Regions from separate parts of the Homo sapiens genome. Here region 1 is linked to region 2. The links are chromatin loops, found by intact Hi-C in ENCODE. Cell type or tissue: ovary. All regions are shown on one strand. Links, peaks and the distances in the headings refer to the core of each region. The heading gives the core; the rest is flanking DNA. Region 1 overlaps PARVB (parvin beta). Region 2 has its middle 22 kb from the start of PARVB.

The links. A loop is a pair of places that touch in the nucleus more often than their neighbours do. Peaks named below come from ENCODE experiments on the same cell type or tissue, not always from the same donor. Only the 100,000 strongest peaks of a DNase experiment are listed, where the experiment ranks them.
Region 1: a loop joins it to region 2, with 3.0 times the contacts of the local background. A loop is called at or near these places in 89 of 110 quality-filtered maps.

The regions. Positions count from the first base shown.
Region 1 is chr22:44,075,798-44,078,705 of GRCh38, reverse strand. All of the region lies in intron 1 of PARVB (parvin beta), which reads right to left. Among named protein-coding and RNA genes, the nearest start is that of PARVB, 53 kb to the right of the region's middle. In ovary, for the core only: no CTCF peak of the experiment used is centred there; no DNase peak of the experiment used is centred there.
Region 2 is chr22:44,001,073-44,003,980 of GRCh38, reverse strand. It overlaps a transcript of PARVB not described here. Among named protein-coding and RNA genes, the nearest start is that of PARVB, 22 kb to the left of the region's middle. In ovary, for the core only: no CTCF peak of the experiment used is centred there; no DNase peak of the experiment used is centred there; H3K27ac peaks cover 519 bases.

The DNA.
Region 1 (2,908 bases), core at 205-2,704, 75 kb before region 2:
ATCTGTCACTGCCTCTATGGAAGGCTGGATCATGGTCCCTGCAAAGATGTTCACATCAAGTCCCAGGAACCTGTGACTTCACATGGCAAGAGGGGGACTTTGTAGATGTGATTAGGTAAGGACCTTGGGGTGGGAGATTAGCCTGGTTATTCAGGGGGCCCGATGTGATTGACAGGGTCCTTACAAGAGGAAGCAGGAGGACCAGAGCCTTTTACTAGGTCCAGATACCTCCCTTACCACTTCCCCCATGCCTGCCCCGACATGGTAACCCTGGCCAGGAAAAGGTCAGGATGGTGGCAGAGAAGAGGGGAACTCAGTCCATGCTGTGGATTTAATTGTGTCCCCCTGAAAAAGATATGCTGGAGTTAGGCAGGTCCGGGTCTAACCACTCATCTGGGTGTGTGGCCTTGGGAAAGTTCACATCTCCAAGTGCCAATTCCAACATCAGTAAAAACAGTGACACAACCTTAAGTGAGGACTTCTCTGGAAGAGGGAGAGACAGACACACTGTGTCCAGCCAGTTCAACACAGTAGCTTGCCTGAGCTAAGGATGCAAACAGAGCTCACAGGACATGTGACAAGGACCCACGCTGTGAGCTTGGGGCTCCAAATTCAGGCTCCTTCCACCACACGGCTCTGCAAATGGCCCCCTGTCCTCAAGGGACCTGGTGTCTCTATCATGTCACCAAGCCCAACTGTTTCCCTAGCTGTAAAGAGTAATATCCCCTGCCTACAATCCCAGCACTTCGGGAGGCTGAGGTGGGCGGATCACTTGAGGTCAGGAGTTCGAAACCAGCCTGGCCAACATGGTGAAAACCCGTCTCAACTAAAAACACAAAAATTAGCCGAGTGTCATGGTAGGTGCCTGTAATACCAGCTACTCGGGAGGCTGAGGCAGGAGAATCGCTAGAACCATTGCACACCAGCCTGGATGACAGAATGAGACACTGTCTCAGAAGAAAAAAAAAGAGTAACTATCCCCCTCCAATATCATTGCTAAGGTTTAAAGTCACATGTGGGCAATGACGTGTGGTTCTCCAATCCCCTGCAGAGCTTCCCACCTCCCCGGCACCCACCTGGCGACTCCCCGTCACATCCTGGCCAGGACTCGTAAGCCAACTTCACCCTTATCGGTGTTGTCTGGCGGTCTGGAAGAAGATAGGTCTGGGGATCTGGAAGACCTCACTGTGTGCTGTGTATTGCACTGTATCTCCCCTAAAAGGCACACTGGAGTCTGGCCCCCAACACCTGTGACTGTGGCCTTATTTGGAAGCAGGGTCTTTGCAGATGTAATCAAGTTGCAGATTCGGTCATTAGGGTGGGCCCTAATCCAATGACAGGCGTCCTTACAAGAAGAGGAGAGGACAGAGACACAGACGGAGAAGGAGGCCCACGTGAAGAGGGAGACAGAGGCTGGAGTGATGTGGCCCACGGCAGGGAACACCAGAGCCACCACAGCCTGGAAGAGGCCAAGGGGGATCCTCTCGGAGCCCTGGAGGGAGCACAGCCCAGCTGACACCTTGATCTTGGACTTCCAGCCTCCAAAACTGTGACAGACTATGTTTCTGTTGTTTAAGCCACTCAGGTTGTGGTGCTTTGTTACAGTGGCCCCAGGACACTAGCACACCCCATGCTGCCCCAGGGCAGGCCCGGTTGCACCTGCTGCTTGGCCCCGGGCAGGCACAGGACCCATACTCAAGAGTGTCAACCAAAGGGGGACCCAGGCCACACATCATGTGATATTCTGATCATAATTCGACTTCCAGCCAAGCTGGTATCAGACAGGATGTGCCCAACATTCCGGCGCACACCTCAGCGAGCCACATACCGAGGGCTGGGGAGGGGGCACAGGACCCAGCCCCAGCCCCCAGCCTGTGGGCACTCTCCCTAGGGTGCAGGGGAGTTGGGGCAGGCCACCTCCTCCATGGGACACAGCAGCATGTTTCTGGCCCTCAGCATCTCACCTGAGAAAGGGGCAGGCACCCTGGCTTATCTATCTCACGGTGGGCAGATGCCCCATGAATCTAGAGGAGGGTGCACAGAGACCCAGGACCCAGGCACGCCTATAAACAACTCGTGCTCCCTGCACCACGAGGCATACACTGCTCCTGCCATTGCCCTTCAAAACACACCCCACGCACAGCTGCATGTGGTCTTGAAGAACTGTGTATTTGTGGAAAAACTTCCTGCTATGTTGAGGCTGGGCTCTGTATCTTACCAGAACCCCTGGGCTGCACCCTCCGGAGGGAAGAGCCTGTCTCTAGGCCTGAAAGATCAGAGAGGAGAACGGATTTCTGAGGAGAACGAATTTCTGGCAGGGGAGGACTGGGGCCACTGTGGGGACCGGGCTTACAAGACAGAGGACTAGAAAGAGGACACAGGGCTGCGGGTGGCCGCCCTTTCACCATTCCTAGAGGTGACAGTCTCTACAAGGACAGGCATCCCCCAAATCAGCGGCCATGGAGTCCACGACTCAGCTGCCATGGGGCCCCCAACTCAGCTGCTGTGGAGCCACTCTTTCTGAGAGGGCCACCTCATGGAGAAACTCACAACAGGCCTAGCATTGAGGGGCTGAGCGCTCTGGCCTCCACAGACCAGCCCTGGGTTGAGGCAGGCGGTCCTCCTTCCAGACACTCCCAAGTCCCGGCCCCACCTGCCCCCTTCAGCATCCTCTCCTGCTTTGCGCTCCAGGTCCCCTGCCCCACGGCCATCAGTTTAGACAATGCACAGGCCTAGGCCAGGTGCAGTCAGAGAGCTCCAACCTCAGGGCAGGGGCCTGGGCTCTGATCCCAGCTCGACTGCTCCATCCCAACTCCACAGCACCTGGGCTATACATCTGCAGCAAGAGCAGCGGATCCTCTGGGAGGCAAACAGGGAACAAATGGATCCGTCCAGACAATGCAGAAAG
Region 2 (2,908 bases), core at 164-2,663:
CTCCCTGGAGAAGGGGAGTGGCCAGCCCTGCAGAAGCCAGGCCCAGCAGCGGCAACTACAGGTCATTTGGAACAACTTCAGGGAAGGGGACATCGGAGGTAAGGGATGGGCAGACACAGGAGGCTGTGGGACCTCTGGGGCTAAAGAGGAGGGTAAACCTGACGGCAGTTGCCAGAAGAGCCACCTGTACAACACCCTGCACCTGGCCCAATGTCCATGTTGGAGGAACGAATAAGCGAACAAAGGAAGTGAGAATCCAAAGCCAGCTCCAACTCCTAAACACAGGCTCTTTCCACCCCAACACAAGGTTTCCTGCTCCCCACCCCTGGAAGAGCAGTTTTCAGACAGACAGGAAAGGCTAGGACCCTGGCCTGGGAGTGTGGGAATGGAAAGAAAGGGTCAGATTCCAGGGAGTCCAGTCCTGGCGTGGCTGCCGCAGCACATTATAACAGGGCTTAATCTCTCTGGGTTAAGGTTTGGTGATGAATCCTACTTAGCCTTTACTAGATACAGAACATCCCAGGAAATTCCATTCCACTTGATTTCTGCAGTCAGGTGGAATGGATGTCAAGTCAAGATGTCACCTTTCATCCCCAAGGCCACATCACAGTCTCTTTATGATGTTCTGGTATTTCCAGCAGTAGCTCTGCCCGCTCAGTATTTCAGGGAAATTACGTTTAGATGAACGGTAATTTCTGGCTATGATAATAAGATCAAAGCAATTGTATTTGGGTCTCTGACTCAATACAGGAAGGTCACCTTCTATTTCACAGTAACGGATGGATCCAGGCTGGCTATTATCTCAACCCTGCGAAGTCAGAATATTTTAATTGACCGGCACATCCATCTAGTGACAAATGTAGGGAATGCTTCATCCATTAGAAACTGATTGATTGAAAAGCACGGGGGAAGTACGGGGAAGAAAGGCTGTAATTTTCACAGTTGGTCAAACTTCACAGAATGTCCTTGCTTTTCAAAAATCATGACTATTTTTCTAACAAGATAATGCTGAATCTCCTTTTGCATGAATGTTTGTTGCTCTTAAAAGTTATCTAATGATTTGGCAAAGGAATCCAGTAATTTACTTGTCAGGAAGGCACTATGTATAAAGCTACAACTCTGGCACCGAGACGTGTGTGTCTGTGATTACCATTCGCCCCACTTTCGGGCAAAGCATTTTTCATTCTTGAAAACAGGCCAACTGGTTTGACCCCAGGAAGGCACGACTGAGACAGCCTCCCACGGTTCACTACGCAAACTGAAATCTGTATGTGTAAATGTAAAAACAGGCCTCACGTTTAATGCAGAATTTAATGCCAGTCCTTGCTCTTTACAGTGTTCTCCTGTGTACAGCCACGCAGGAAAGACATCCCTCCTACTAGAACCCACTGGGATTGGCAGGTTCTTACCCACCCCACGGAGCGCAGAGACCACGCACCCGCCTCTGCCCCTCCACCAACACCCACTGCCCCCTCCTGCCACTTCTGAGTTCCTACCACGTGCCAGGCACTTCGCTTTTGTTTCTCTCGATACTGATAGGCTCGACTACCCCATTTCACAAAGGATCTGCGGCAGGGAGGTGAATATGATTTACATCTGAAAATAAAAGGAGGGTGCTTAAGTCCCAGCTTAGCCCTTATGGGCATTCTCACAATTACTCTATTGCAAGTCACCTGGGGAGGACCCCGAAAGCTGAAAAAATTAGCTTTGGACAACGATAGATCAGTGGTTCCCGAAGCGTGGTCCACGGCCCCCTGGAGATCCTGAGACTCCTCCAGGGAGTCCATTGGGTTAAAACTATATTTATAATAATGCAAAGACATTACTTAGTTACTTGGTTCACTGGGTTGACATTTGCACTCACGATGCAAAAGCAGCTGTGGGTGAAAGTGCCTGCACCCTGGCAGAGAATGGCAGAGGCAACACACCCCTATGGCCATTGTATTCTTCGCCACTGTGCTTGGGGAGGGAAACACAAATGCCAGTTTCGCTCATGAATGAAGCAGCAAAATGCTCCCTGTCATTACATCTCAGCGCTTTTACCCTGTGTTCAAACATCCTAAGCAGAGAACACTTCTGCTGCTCACAGGGGCTCATATGTCTCAAGGAAAGCCCTGGGTGATTGGGTCCAGGCCTGAATTGCCGCTGTGTTCATGGAACATTGTTTTTCCCTGGAAGAGCGACTAACAAACTATGGTGATTCAGACGTGGGTATCTGGCAGACATTTCCTTGGAAATGGACAAAGTGAGCTTCAAGTGTTTGCTGCCAATGGTAAAATGCGGGCTTCAAGTGAAAACTGGAATTTTTGGAAACTTGGATCCAGCACCATGAGCTTGGCAGCTTCCCAATACCTCCCTAACTTCTAATGGTCCCACTTCCGATGTACTGACTTTTACAACAGCGTGAAATGGTTGCAATTTCTATGTCATGTACGGTATTCAACAAACTGCACAAGATCTTCAATACTTTCTTATAAAATAAGCTTTGTTTTAGATTTTTCCCAACTGTAGGCTAATATAAGTGTTCTGAGCATGTTCCAGGGAGGCTGGGCTAAGCCACGATGTCCAGTAGGTTAGGTGTACTTAATGCATTTTCAATTTACAATATTTTTGAATTACAACGGGTTTATCAAATGTAAGTCAACGAGCATCTGTACTTAGATTTTCCTGATCCAACGGGTGCTGATATTAATGAATGTGATCTTTTATTGATTGATTGATTGATTTTTCTGAGATGGAGTCTCGCTCTGTCACCCAGGCTGGAGTGCAGTGGCGTGATCTCGGCTCACTGCAAGCTCCGCCTCCCGGGTTCACGCCATTCTCCTGCCTCAGCCTCCTGAGTAGCTGGGACTACAGGCGCCCACCACCACGCCCAGCTAATTTTTTGTATTTTCAGTAGAGACAGGGT